2 separate regions of the Homo sapiens genome follow, and region 1 is linked to region 2. The links are chromatin contacts, found by Hi-C or POLR2A ChIA-PET in ENCODE. All regions are on one chromosome and are shown on one strand. Each heading gives the region's core, a stretch centred on a gene start or an enhancer-like site at or near the end of the contact. The rest is flanking DNA. Distances are from core to core; before and after follow the strand shown.

The links. A loop is a pair of places that touch in the nucleus more often than their neighbours do. ChIA-PET counts read pairs that join two places held with the same protein, here RNA polymerase II (POLR2A). Pooled maps may share reads with other maps.
Region 1: a loop to region 2 is called in a map of heart right ventricle, with 2.1 times the contacts of the local background. The contact joins two enhancer-like sites. A Hi-C loop is called at or near these places in 7 of 168 maps with a recorded cell type or tissue (Right ventricle myocardium inferior, cardiac septum, heart left ventricle and 2 more) and 2 of 50 pooled maps. POLR2A ChIA-PET finds 5 or more read pairs at or near these places in 3 of 52 experiments (A673, PC-9 and activated T-cell).

The regions. Positions count from the first base shown.
Region 1 is chr7:47,042,731-47,050,184 of GRCh38, forward strand. The region is part of intron 2 of LOC105375268 (a long non-coding RNA gene); the gene reads right to left. Among named protein-coding and RNA genes, the nearest start is that of SNORD151, 420 kb to the right of the region's middle. Within about 2 kb of position 2,569, at least 4 of the 41 ENCODE cell types and tissues checked have a DNase peak (open chromatin) inside an H3K27ac peak, as active enhancers do; they include heart right ventricle, where a contact is called at or near this core.
Region 2 is chr7:46,929,649-46,936,928 of GRCh38, forward strand. The region is part of intron 1 of LOC124901626 (a long non-coding RNA gene); the gene reads right to left. Among named protein-coding and RNA genes, the nearest start is that of SNORD151, 530 kb to the right of the region's middle. Within about 2 kb of position 3,268, at least 10 of the 41 ENCODE cell types and tissues checked have a DNase peak (open chromatin) inside an H3K27ac peak, as active enhancers do; they include heart right ventricle, where a contact is called at or near this core.

The DNA.
Region 1 (7,454 bases), core at 1,319-3,818, 110 kb after region 2:
TACAGGGTATTTAAGAACTCACAGAAACTCTTGGCCTCCTGCTTCCCTGTTACCAGCTGAGCCCTGAATCACTGGGCTCATGAACCTGCTTGGTCAGAATCACATCTGGGTGATGCAGAACAGCAGTCCCCAACCCGGAAAATTAGACCTTAGCCTCTTTAGTCACTGCATTGCAAGCCATCCTACAGGCCACCCCTGTTTGTCCAGAACGAGCAGGTCCCTGGTGTGGAGGACTTGGAGGACTGACCTGTCCTGAGCACCATTACCAGGATGAGGTGGCTGTATCCCCAGTTTCTCATCTAGGTAAATGGACTATGGGACTTACTATACAGGGTTATGGTGAGCATTAAAGCATAGAAGGTTTGAAGTGGCTCAGAGTGGAGCTAAATGGAAGTCCATTCCTTTCTTTATCTTTCACAGAAATCTGTTGTTATTTTAGTCATAGCAGCAAGGAATAAAAGCATCTTTTTTCCCACCCTGTCTGGGAAGAAAAATTAAATGTGGCTGAAGAAAAGAGGCCAAGAGTGGATAACTAAAATGATTGTCACAGTTACTTCTTTCCTGAGCAATTCTCCTAGTTCTGCTTAGGAAGTTAATTGTATCCCAACCACCTAAAAACCTCTTGCATATTCAAGTTGCAACAAGGTTGCCGTAAGCAACATGTTTTTTGAGACTGTCAAGTGTGTGACCCATTGGCCACTAGGATTCTCAAAGAGCTTGTTGGAGACACCAGAGGGATGGCAGGAGAGGCTGCTGCAATCTACATCTGAGTGCATAGAAGAGTTCAGTAGAGTCACTCCCTAACTGCAACAAGGAAACCAGAGAGCATGCATTATTCGTGGGAGAATATGAATACAGTTGTAGGAGGAGTCACAGCAATGTAAAATATTTGTGAATGATAAAGGAGTCACTTTGAGTTATTCCCAGGACAAAGCAAGTTTTCTTCCTATCCAAATCCTGTCAGATGTGCCCCATCCTCTGGTGTTGGTGCCCGCCTGGACCTAAGGTGCATTACGCTGATGCCACCTGTGCACTTTCTTCTTCACTGGACCTACGGTAGAAAGGCTGTGCTTGTCCACTGATGTGCCCTCCAGGCCACGCACCCTGCACTCTTCCAAAGACGGGTCCCATGAATCTTTGTTGAGAGAAGGAGCAAACAGATAGCCTGGCAATACATCCTGAGTCTCTTTCTCTGCTGCACAGAAAAGTTGGGGAGTCAAGGAGGAAAGGGGAAATGTACTAGGCATTTCATAGACTATATGAGAGAGGAGGTGGGTGTCTGCAAGACACAAGGATGTAGCCTTTAGCAAATCAGAGAAGGAAGAGCTAAAGATATAGACTCTTCTATGAGCAATGATGGAGAAGTTGAGATTATGCTATAGGTAAGAAATTAATCTGTCCAGTGGGAACCACTATACTCCTGCCTGGAATGCTCCATACAAGCAGACCTGGTGAGATACAAAAGAAAAAAATAATAACATAGAGAATCTGCAAAGAAACACCAAAGCAAATATATCTGTTCCTCTTGTAGGTACACATGTATGCACACACACATACTCACGAACATACATGCATACAAACACACATAAAAACATACCCACAAACATGCACAAAAATATACAGAAATTCAAAAACACAGGCATACACGTACACACTCACATATGCACATATCTGTGAACACACACATGTGCATGCATACATACATATACAAATATATGGTTTATCCTACAGTTTGCCTTCTGTTCTTTTCAGCTAATTTTTTTATTGTTGTTTAAGAAAAACAAAGGGTAAACAACAAATACTAATTTAATTTAAAACACTTAGAAGTGTTACGAAGAAAAAGGACCCTAGTTTGGGGCACCAAGTGAAAGGTAGGAAAAGTTCACTGTTTCCCTGAGTGGGAAGACCAGGTGAGCTGCCTCACTCACAGTCAGGCCTGCGGATGTCCTCTTCTATTAAAAGGGTCAAGATAATTGTTGTTACTTAGCAATAAGCCAGGGATGATCATGTTAATGGATTTGCACTTTCAAGTCTTTCACTGTGGTCTGTGGTTTAACTCCTAGGCCAGGACCAGCGGTGGCTGTGACTTAGCAAGGGCCTCTGATGCAGAAGACAGCACCAGCTGGCTCCATTAGACCTTAGACCACCTGCCAGCCATGTTTCTGTGCAGCAAACGTTCAGTTGTTATGTGGAATTAGTTTTGCTTTTTTCACTTGGCTGTTGTGAACATCAAGTAAGATCATCCACAAAATGGTCCAATAAAACATAATGATGCTGAACAATCATTTTGAACAATGTATGCATATTTGATGCATCAACATGCATTGGCCAGGTATGTGTAAAGTGCTGTGTCACTTATTTTTAAATGAATAATCACAAAAAGAAAACTTCTGGAATAAAATATCATGATACAAAATAAATATCTAGAACAAAATATGGGATAGGATAAAGTCTGCTTTATCATCAAATGTCCAATTTCTTGGGAAAATGAGAGACAGAAAGCCTGCAGCCAGGGCAGGATGTCACATGTATAATTAGTGCTCGGCCCAAGTTCCAGAGCCTCTGCCCTTTGACACAGGGGCCAGTGCTCTCTTGAGCGACTCTCCAGCTTTCTGCTTCCCAGAAACAAGCCTGGGAGGCAGAAGCAGATACAGAAGGTCACAGAAGAACATATGAGAAAGTAAACACAGCGAGATTCTCTGCCAGGCCCTGGCAGCCGGACTTGCAGCCTTCTTGGCTCCAAGGGATTAATTCTGAAGGGCAGGGGGAAGGAGGAGAGTAGACTGCATAAAATCACATTATCTCTGTCCCTTTTCCTTCAATTCCTGTGAGGAATAAACCTCAATTATATATTACAAGTAGGGCATCGTATTATCTAAGTGGATGCAATGGTGCAGCATTTACTAGGGCTTCTGTTTATCCATGCACCATGACACAGGGCCCTGACATGCCAGAGCCCTCGAAGTGCTTGCTGATTGTTAGTAGGATAGAAAATGGAATCCAGGCAGACACAGCTTCCGAGCACAGCTCTGACTTCTGCACCCAAGTTTGGATTCTGAATTCCACCTCGTACTTGGTGCCTGAGATTACTTCACCTTCTCAAGCCTGTTTCCTCACTTGCAAAATGAGGATGGTAACCGCAGTGCCCTGGGGATTAAATAAGATAATACAGGAAAACGCCTTAACCCCTGTAGCACTCAGTGTATGAGCTGTCACTCTTGTGACTCCATGCTGTCTGCCTAGGAAAAATGCAGAGCTGGCTGGAAAAAACCGATTATCAGAGAAACCAAATGCAATTTCTAAACACAGGGGCCAGTGCAAGGTTGAGTTTAGGAGTCATAGAAACAGAGGGTTAGGCTGAGGAAGTCATGGACAGAGAGAGAGAATTTTGCATGCATTTGAGAACATGTAAGTTTCTGGGGCTGGAGGAAAATCTTCCCTACCTTTAACCCATTTTCAATCGTACTTGATCATTGAAAGTAATCCCATTACAGAAAATGGTTGTTAAGATGCTTATAATCAATCAGAAAGAAAACTATATACCAAAACTTGGGGTAGATGACACCCTACCCTGCTAACTGGTAAAGTTTCAGCTAATTTGGAGTGAGGAGGAAGAAAGTTGCAATGAAAAAAACAGGGAACCCAAACGCTCTTGCTGATGAAAGAGCCTCAGTCATTGACTGCAGCACATCAAAGAGCACAAGATGGGTTCTGCATCTTTGTCTCCCATTTTGTTTTGTGCTGATTTCTCACAGGGCCTGTGTCTGACAAGTTTTGCACACTTAGCTGACAAAGGGGAAGGCCAGTCAGAGCCAAGAATTTTGGGCAAAAATAGGCATAATAATGAGACGGACACCTCAAGTCCTTCCAGGTATCAAGAAAAGTATCAAATCCATTTTAAAATATATTTTCAGACAGATAAAATATTAAGTCCAGATGTGGAAGCTGCAGTAGAGGGTGCAAGGAGCTGAGGCAGGGCAGGCTGATTACAGGTCAGGAAAACATGATTTCTTGCTTCATTTTTATGCCCTTGTTTAAAAAAAAAAGAAAAAGAAAGCAGGGTCTCAAGTCTTGTGAAATCAGCCATCCTACTCAAGGAATACACAGCTACTGGGTGCTTTTGTCATTTGCAGAATGGTACACATATGCGCTGATAATATTTTATTTTTAAATATCAATAAACTAAATGTTGAATATTCTTACAATAATTCTGTAAGAAAGGTGATTCTCAAGACGTGAAATAAATGAGGAGCTGAGGCTCACAGGTTGTGTGACCTTTCTGGAGTCTCAAAAAGAGCCAGGATCTGGCAGGGAAGGAGGCTCTGCAGCCAGAATCCTTGAGAAGCACAAAGTATGAACTTGGCGTCAGAGGCTGAGTGGGAACATGGGCAGGAGCTGTGGGCTGGGCAGAAGAGGCAGTCACACTGGAAAGGCTGGATCGCGAGAGCACACTGCCACACGGGGACCAGGCAGGAGAAGCCGCTGCACCTAGCTCACCTGCTTCACGCTCAGCACCAGGACTTGTCCCGGAGGGGCCAACCCCCAGCAGAAACACTCAAGTGCCCTTTACGAAAAACATCAGAAGGGGCTAATCTCCCATGAAGGCAATTTGCAAACAAACAAACAAGCAAACAAACAAAAACAAGGTTTCAAAATATACTCAGAGACCATCGGTAAGATTATCTCTGCTGCACAGCTAAATAATTTCTTACTGTTTCTCCTGTCTCAGCCTGTGTGCCTCCAGAGATAGCTATAGAGTCTTGGCTGAGCTAAGACTGAACTGATAGGAGCTTGCTGCCAAAAAATTAATAAAATACTTACACTCATCCCACAGGGGAACCTCAACAAGGAAGGTTAGGCAAATGATTTATTTGGCTTTCTGGACTGAGCCCCAGGAAAGCACATAAAAATGCTAATTAGAAGCTGAGAGAACATAATGAGTTCTTGAGAAACCAGGAAGGTGTCACCCTGCTTAGGCAAGACTTAGCTCTAAACCATCAGAGGCAAAAAATGACCCTTCTTTTTAAAAAGGACCCAGAGAAAGGGATTCCGCAGGTACCTCTTGGTGCCTCGTCATTGTATACATTTATAGTACAAGCGTTATTTTGTTACATGCAAATACTGTGTAGTGGTCAAGTCGTGGCTTTTAGGGCATCCATCATCTGAACAACATACATTGTACCCACTGAGTCATTTCTCAACACCCATTCCCCACCCCCTCAATACCTGGCTTTTTTCGGCTAACTTAGCCCATCTGTCTCTCTCTCTTTTTTTTTTTTTTTTGTTGTTGTTGTCGTTGTCGTTGCTGTTGTTGAGACGGAGTCTCGCCCTGTCGCCCAGGCTGGAGTGCAATGGCGGGATCTCGGCTCACCACGACCTCTGCCTCCCAGGTTCAAGGGATTTTCCTGCCTCAGCTTCCCGAGTAGCTGGGATTACAGTCACGCATCTCCACGCCCAGCTAATTTTTGTATCATTAGTAGAGACGGGGTTTCACCATGTTGGCCAGGCTGGTCTCAAACTCCTGACCTCATGATCCACCCGTCTCAGCCTCCCAAAGTGCTGGGACTACAGGCGTGAGTCACACTGCCCGGCCCATCTCTTTCTTGTATGTAACCTTTCTCTTGTATGTAACCCTCATATCAGTTTCTTTCTGTTTCTTTTACAGACTGAAACACCCCACAGGATGAAGGATGGAAGAGCAGGATAAAGTTGTGTTAGAAAACAAGACACAGCCAGGACAGAGCAGTGATAACAGCTCCCCCATGTCTGGTCAAAGCTAGGAGTAACATGAAACCATTCAGAAGCCCATGTGAGGGCAAGGTCACCAAATTCATGTGACCACTGGAAGAAAGGTGAGGTCTTCTTCATCACAGGGAATGCATGGGCTGGGCTATTGGAGGCTGAAGGATGTCTCAAGTGCCCAGCTGACACACTTGCTGGAGCTGTGGGAGCCCAAAGACGTGGCAATTGTGCGTCTGTAGAAATCTGCTCAAACTCCCTTTGGCTTCCTGGCCAGGGTCCCTGCCCTCCCTCCTGTCCCAGACATCCAGTGCCTTCCTTGATCCTCCCCACAGCTTCATTCCCTGACTCTCAGAGTTGCTCCCACCAGGATACTGTACTCATGCCTGACTCTCAAACTTATTTCTACCTTTGGGCTCTTCAGTGTTACAGATTCTTTCAGACACATTTTAGCGCTAACTGCCTATATTTGACACAATGTATGAAAAAGAAGTTTTATTAACTGCAGTAGGGTACAATAAAAGCTACATAGGTTTGAATCCTGGCTCTGACACCATCTGTGCTAGTCAGAACCTCTGAGCATCTGGCCCTCCCTGTGCTCTTCTGTAAAATGTAATAAGCTGACCTCACAGAGTTGGGTTCAGAAAAAGACATACGATTATACCTGAAAAGACTCTGGCATGTAGTAAGCACAGAAACTTGACTAATTCCTTTATTCTTCTTCTTATTCACCTTTCCACGGAAGTGACTTTTCAAGTAGGAGCGAGCCAATTCTCCTGGCAGGGACACCCTGAACACCACAAACCTCCTCTACTATGCCGATCTGAACCTGTTAATTCTAACATCCAGATTTCCCAGGGCCCAGAAAGCCACGCTGATGGTTCCAGAAGTTCTTCTATTAGGCTCTCGGTCACAGGCAAAAACAACAGCACCATCTTAAGTCATGCAAAGATGAGCAGAATGAGTACTTACGCAACCGCAAGAGCAGGACCCCAAAAGGATGGTCCTGAAGTTTACATGAGATCAGTTCGGGAGTCTGGGGTTTGGAGTGGGGCTCGTATCACAGTGAGCGGTGGAGCAAGGAAAGGGCTTGGCAAAGAACTGTGTTTACGAGGACTGGGGTCAGCGAGCTGGCAGAGAACTTCCAAGGGAGTCAGGCTCCACAATTCCTGAGGATTGTCACCCAACCCAGTGCCAGCCTAACACAAACCTCAAGAGCTTGCAACCCCGGACATTCGTTTGCTTCTTCTACTAGTGTTCCAAAGGGTTGTATGACAGCAATAGGAATTACGTTCATACAAAAGATAACACAGCTTCTTAAAGTATCTAAAACCAAGTAGTAGCAGATTAAAATTCTGAGGAAATCTTGAAAAAATATGGGTTATCTTACTACTTAATGCTTAGTCAATATCAGGTACCTTCTAAGTATTTTAACTATATTAACTCATTTAATCTTCAAAATAATTCTGCAGGTAGGCACCACTATACGGAACCATATTACAGAAGAGGAAAGCTTGATAGGTTAAGGAGTTTTCCCAAGGTCACAAAGCCAGTAGTAAGTCATAGAATCTAGAACGAAACCCAAACAGCCTGGCTTCTAAGTCCTTGCTCTTAATCATCTCTTACAGAATATTCACATTTTTAAAAGTGTGCCTTATATTTGGCAATAAAAAAAATTGCAGGTTTCTGCAAAGTTACTTTAGCTTTAAAACATT
Region 2 (7,280 bases), core at 2,018-4,517:
TTGGAATTCATTATACTCTCTAAATCTGAAAATTTTTGTTCTTCATTAATTCTAGACAACTCTCATTTAGCACTTTTACTATTGCCTCCTCTCATGCTCCTTATGTTTAAAGATCCAATTAGATGAATATTTGCCCCCTTACTATTTTCTATGTCTCTTAATCTCTCCTTTATACTTCCATATTTCCTCTTTTCTCTACATGTGTCCAACTCCTGGTAAATGTTTCAGGTCTATTTTCTAGTTACTGATTCTTTTTCATGTATCTCTTACCTGCCACTGAACACATCATTGGTGAGGTATTTAATTTTAATGACTTTTTTTTTTTATTTTAGCCGCTACATTTGGTTATATTCTAGTCTTCCTAGCATATTTTGGAGCATATTATTCTTTTTCATCTTGTATTTCTTTGAAAAATCTAAATAATTTTTTTTGTGCTCTATGATTCTGTTACCTGAAGATCCTGGTTTCTGCTGGCTTTCTCGTGGTGGCTTGTTTCTTTGTGTACTTGGTGATTTTCAAATGTGAGCTTATATTTCATGTTTTTCTGGATTTTATTTGCTGGAATCCTGGAAAGCATGGGTTGAAGGAGCAAACCTTCAGAAAGTCAGAGCCAAATACAGTTTGTTTCTGCCAGTTACCCTAAGGCATTCTTACCCATGTGTGACTACATAATGTTAATTTCTAGGATTGGTATTCTCTGTGCCATGAAAGTAATGTAAATCTGAATTCCTGGGGACATGGAAAGCCTATGATTTAGAAGTTTTGAAGAGAGAGTATTATTTTTTCAATGAAAGCACAGGTTAAGACAAACAAGTGCCAGTACAGTCCAGGGCTGAGTCAATCCCAGAGCCCGCAGATGAGTCAACTCCATCTAGCAGTAATCCAGATGCTCTGCCGCACACAAGGAAGAGAGAGAGAGACATGAAGAAATCAGGCATAGACTCTAACCTTTAAGAACTCACATAAAAGTGAGGCTGATGGAAATGTACACCGCTAGTAGTGATGCAAGGATTTAAGATTCACCCTCTGTGGCAGCATAAGCAAAAGTCTACCTGTGGCTGATTAAGGAAGCAGTGAAGCAAAAATCTAAGCATGTGGTATTTGCACTGAACCTTGAAAAATGGCGACCATATTCACAGGCCCCCAGAAATGAAAAGGCATTCTAGATACAGGAAAACATCAGCAAAGCATGGACGGCGAGGCCATGTGGTGGATTTTAGAGGTAGAGCCTGAAGTAAAATGAGAGTTGCACAGGAATGTCATGAGAGCCAAGATCAGAGCAGTCTTGTGCTTTACCTGCCATCTAAGGCATGTAGATTTCACTAAGTAAATAAAAGTGAGCCAACACAAATCTACAACCAGTGAACTTTCATGTCAAATCCTCCTACATATCCATAAACAGCAACCATTCTACCCTGTTCCTCAACCTGAGCCTTAGTTGGTTTTAGATGGTACCAAAACAAGTCGTTTGATAGAGCAATATTCAGTAAACTTTTTAAAACATAAATATGATGTGAACAATTCAAATTACGTTGACATTTTTCCTGAGTTTCCATGTTTGGGGCAATCTTTAAGTAACCTACAAGTGTTTGATATCATGATACATCCAGCTTATGTTTATATTAAATCAAAATGGACAGGAGAGGAAAAAATGTTAAGGATCCCAGTGTTTGATGTACCTAATGCAAATGATTTATGTCAATGTCATAACTTTGTAAGTAGACCCTCCTATGAGCACTTTTCTACATTTCTGTGGACAGCCAGTCAGAATAGACTAAGGGGTAGCTCTATCTACTAGGAACATTCGCCCACTAATATCTTCAATAGGACGTAAAAGATAGGTAAACAGAGGCCATAGAGCAAGGCTGTGTCAATAAAGCAAAGGATTGTAAAGTTAGATTTTTAGAGATGTTAAGTGGCTGAAAGAAAAGGCTGAAACTAGTGAGGCAGTGTTTCATGGGGTAAAAACATCTACCTTTGATTCTCTCACTTCAACTAGACCCAAGCAGAAGGGAACTTATTTAAACAGCAGTTCATGGAAGAAAAGCCATCATAGGCTACATCATCAACTCAAAAATGACATACCCGTGAAAGCTCTGCCTAAACATCTAAACTCAACATAGGCAGCTTTAATGTAAATGAATAGTGGAAACCTAAGGATACGATGTTTTGTTGCACTTGCCATTGGATTACTGTGCTTGACTTTGAGTCACTGCAAACTGCCATGTGTTTAGAGGTGATCCTGGATGTTGCAGGGGTCCAAGACCCAGGAGATCCTGGATAATTTAAGTGGCAAGTAGCAGACTTCATGGAGGACATTTAGTGTAAGAAAGGAGAAAACTTAGGTCCAACATGTAGAAGTTTCAAATAGAAAAGTTTTGATGTGTCACAGCAGGAAGTAAAAAAGTATCACTTCCACTCTAGGAGGATTTCCTATCAATTTGAGCTCTTCTAGTTTAATCACAGATTTTGTAAAATAATGAGGTCTGCAAAGGAATTTAAACAGGGACTACGCAACCACTTGATGGGATATTGGGAATATCTACATCGTGCTGGACAAAAATATAAATGGTTCCTTGTGTGGCTTTGGAACCCAGATTCTCCTGCATCATCATTCTACATTGGTGCCATGAGGGCCAGACACTCTCACAACACTGCCCTTCTTGCTGAAAATATCAGTAATCTCCTTCAAACAGATAACTTGACTTCACCAGACTTTTTTCAGCACTTGGCAGCTATATAAACTTTTTATTAGTCCATTTATTGTTTATTTTGCACTGTTTTGTTTTAAGCATAAAGGGGTGAAGTACTAAAATATGTTTAGGGCCCATATCCCATTAAATCACAGATACTCAGTATGGCTGAGCAAATGTTTACTTCCCAGGGTCAGCCTAAACAAAACGAAAACAGCAGTCCCAAATATTTCCTTTGCAGAATAATCACAAAGGCTGTCTCTCCTGAAATCTTAATCCTAATCTTAAATATTTGCTGTCCTAAAATGAGGAAAGTCCTGTCAGTAATTGTATTATCTGTTCTTCTTCATGCTCATCATAAATGCCAAAGGGTAATTCTTCCTAGAAAAATCAATCTTTAGTGATAACACGCAATGTGTTTTTAATTAATGAAGCTGCTTGATGCTGGCAGACTGGAAGTATCTTATCATCACATGCTGGGGAATTCACACAGGGTCCTGTCTGTGCATGCCGATCCCTGGAGCCAAAGAAAAATCTCCTGTCATTAAATCCTCTGCTGAACTAGCCTACATACTAAATAGGCAGAGGATCACGCCAGCCATCATGCTGGATAAGTGTATCAAGATATAACGCATGCCAGAAGCTGATGAAATACTTTGGCAAGAGCAGTGACCAGTTTTGTTATAATAAGTTGTGGTTTATCTCCAGTGTGGAGGGGAGAAAACTCATTTATGATTGCTCAATATTCTTGAGCAAAATACGACTGTCATCTGAATCCAGAGTAGAAGAGAGGATTTTTGTTTCTTTGTTTCTACGTTTATTTTGTTTTTAAGAGGAAAAGCAGCTTCTCAGTTGATGGGCAGTGGGAACAACACTGGATTTGTGAAGAGGGCTCACTGTGATTGAGTCACTTCACTTTTTTCCTTGCTCCTATACTTGGTACAAGTCCCCTACCCTCTCCAAGACTCATTTCCTCCTTTCTAAAATGAGGACAAGAGCACCCACTTCAGGATGAACACACAAGTTAAAGCGTTGAAGCACATTGTAGGCTATACAGATAAAGACATTGTTATTCTTTCTAGAAATAATAATTATTTGTTTCTTACAGACTCCACTAAAGTGAGAGTTGGAACTAAACATTCTCCAACATTCCTTTTAAAAAATTATCAAATTATTAGTTTTTAATTCCAAAATTTTAGGTTTTAGTTTGTAGGCCTGATTAACAAAAGCTACTTTTATTTATTTATTTATTTTTTTCCGTGTGTAGCCAAAATTGAATGTAGGCATGAAATGCAGGGAATTTTTGGATAATGGGACAGAGAGGTATTTATTGTTTCAGAAAGCACTTCCTGAAAACATTTATAACCAAAGAGCCAATAAAATGATCGGTTCAGAGATAAGTATACTGGAAGGAAATAATGACCATTGCAACACATGGCTAAACACCCTGGAATCATTCTTCCTTGTATTATTAAGCATAATTTTTACATTAACACAGAGTCAAAATAAAAGTTCCCTGCTGTGCTTACACAATACTCTGCAGCTGAGCAATAAGAACTTCGAGTGAAGTAAGGAGCAATTAGAGCAAAAGACAACTCAAACTAATTATTTTTAATCATATAAGTATAGCTTAGATCGACTCACCTGTAAAACAGGATAATTACCTAGGTATTGGATACTCTTTAAATGTTTGTAGGATTAAATTGACATTTCAGTTATAAGCTATTATTGAGTATTGGAACCAAACAAGCATGGAATACAATAGGGATAAATCAAATAATGTAACTACAGATAAATTATAATATAATAGAAGGATAATATTATTACAATATTATAACAATTATATCTACAGATCAAGGAATTTTGTAAAGATAATTGAGACAAACCAGATGGAAAAAACTTGTAAAGATGCTAAAAAACAAACAAAAACATATTGCCCTTGCTCACTTTCTTGGGCCCAGTATAGAAAAGACTAACTTCTGTATAATTTCCACCTTAGTTTCTAGGTGAAACAGTTGAACTACTGACCTCTGTGTAATTATTTCGTAATCTGCTTCCTCTTCATGAAACGTTTAGTCCAAATCTCTGTATGACCAAGCTTTTCCCATCTTCCAAAGCCCAGATGAAAGAGGTCATCCACAGAACTCCCCTGTTCCTCTACTCCACCATATTTCTCTCTCCTGCAAAGGAGTTCTCTCTAGCATTGACCTTGCAGTGGTCTATTCCATGAGGGCCAAATCTAAAGCATAGAGTCATGCACCACACAATGGTGTTTCCATCAACAACAGGCTGTGTATTCAACAGCTGTCTCATAAGATTATAATGAAGCTGAAAAATTCCTACTGCCTAGTGATATCATAGTGCAATGCATTACCCGGGTGTTTGTGGTGATGCTGGTGTAAACAAAACTACTATGCTGCCAGTTGTTTAAAAGTATAGTGCATACAATTATGTACAGAATATATTACTTGGTAAGATAATAAGTGACTATGTTACCACTTTATGCATTTAGCATACTATATTCTTGTTGATATTTTTATTGTATTTTTATACTCATAAAAAAAGTTAACTGTAAAACAACCTCAGGCAGGTCTTAGACATTGTCATCATAGGAGATGGCAGCTCCATGCACGTTATTACTCCTGAAGACCTCCCAGTGGGACAAGCTGTGGAGATGGAAGACTGATATTGATGATCCTGACCCTGTGTAACCCTAAGCTAATTTATGTGCTTCTGTCTTAGTTTTGGACAAAAATGTTTAAAAAGTAAGAAAAATAAAAATAGATACATGCCTATAGAATAAGGACATAAAGAAAGAATATGTTTTTGTAGCAGGTATATAATGTGTTTTTATTTTAAGCTACGTGTTATTGCAAAAGAGCCAAAAAGTTTAAATAATTTAAAAGTTTATAAAGTAAAATGTTGCAGTAGGCTAAAATTACTTTGTTACTGAAGAAAGAAAAAATACTCTTTTGTAAATTCAGTGTAGCCTAAATGCACAGTGTTCATAAAATCTATCATAGTGTTGAGTAATTGACTCACTGGGCTTTCATATTCACTCACCACTCACTCACTGACTTACCCAGGGCAACTTCCAGTTCTACAAACTCCATTCATGGTAAGTTCTCCATATATATGCACCCTTTTAAAAAATATTTTATCCTCTATTTTTACTTTACTTTTTTGATGTTTAGATATCTTTAGATACAAAAGTATGGAACCATTGTGTATACTCGTCTACGGTATCAAGTTCAGTGACATGCTGCACAGGTTTGCAGCCTAGGAGAAACAGGCTATACATATAGCCTAGCTGTGTAGTAAGCTCTACCATCTGGGTTTGGGTAAGTACAGTCTATGATGTTCACACAAGACAAAATTGCCTAATAGTGCAATTTTAATTTCTTAGAATGTATCCCCATTGTTAAGCAATGCACGACTGTATTCACACTTATATTTCCTGGTATCTTCCAACAGTGCTTACTTATGTCTGGTGTGGCCCACATAAAATTGATCAAATGACAAAAGAGTGATACTCTTAAAATAAGGTAAGTGGGTGTGTCTTGCAGGGTATGGAAGAGGAAATGTCAATAATACTGACCATTCAATGTAGGAAAATTTGATTTGGGACACCGTCAAGATATTACTCTCCCTTAATAAGAGTTGGCAGACCAAACAAGAACATATGGGAGAATGATCTCCAGTACTAACTGTTATTTTGCAGTGTACTAAATAAAAACTAACTTTCTTATACAGAATAAGAGACAAATTGTATTTAGAAATTGAATTTACAATTCACAAGAAGCTGAAAGAGTAATTTACACTCTGCAAAAGGATAGAGACTTAAGAAAAGCATAGACACCCAGTTCTATGTCAGAACCCGACAGGCACAGGCTCAAAGGAGCCCCATCTGCTCTAGAACACGAACCACTTCTTACTTAAGGCTTCTCACCAACATTCTTTTGAGAAGGGAAGGAGAATGTAACAGGAAAACTGTGCTATGTTATGTATGTAATTTTCTGTGAATTAAAATGAAAAAGCTCTAGTCAAATGCAAGTAATTATTTCATTTTGTGGGTTTGATAAATCTTTATTAAAAGTTGTATTGAACCTATACCAAGTTTAAAAAAAAACTTCTTTAGATATTATCTATTTATTCTTACGTGCATTCATTTATTTAGTGTAGGATTGTTGAGTGCACACCGTTGGATGATGTCTACATGTCAGGGATACAGAAAGGAAAGAAAAACAAATGTCCCTATCCATAAAGGTGGAGGATATTAAACTAATGTTCCCATTACTCGTGTATGTTTTTGGAGGAGTAATGTTAATGAAGGAAGATAATATGGTTTGGCTGTGTCCCCACCCAAATCTCATCTTGAATTGTAGCTCCCATAATTCCCACGTGTTGTGGGAGGGACCCAGTGGGAGATAATTGAATCCTGGGGGCGGTTTCCCCCATACTGTTCCCGTGGTAGTGAATAAGTCTCACAAGATCTGATGATTTTATAAGATGTTTCCCCTTTCACTTGGTTCTCTCATTCTCCCCTGCCTGCCACCATGTAAGACATGCCTTTCACCTTCTGCCATG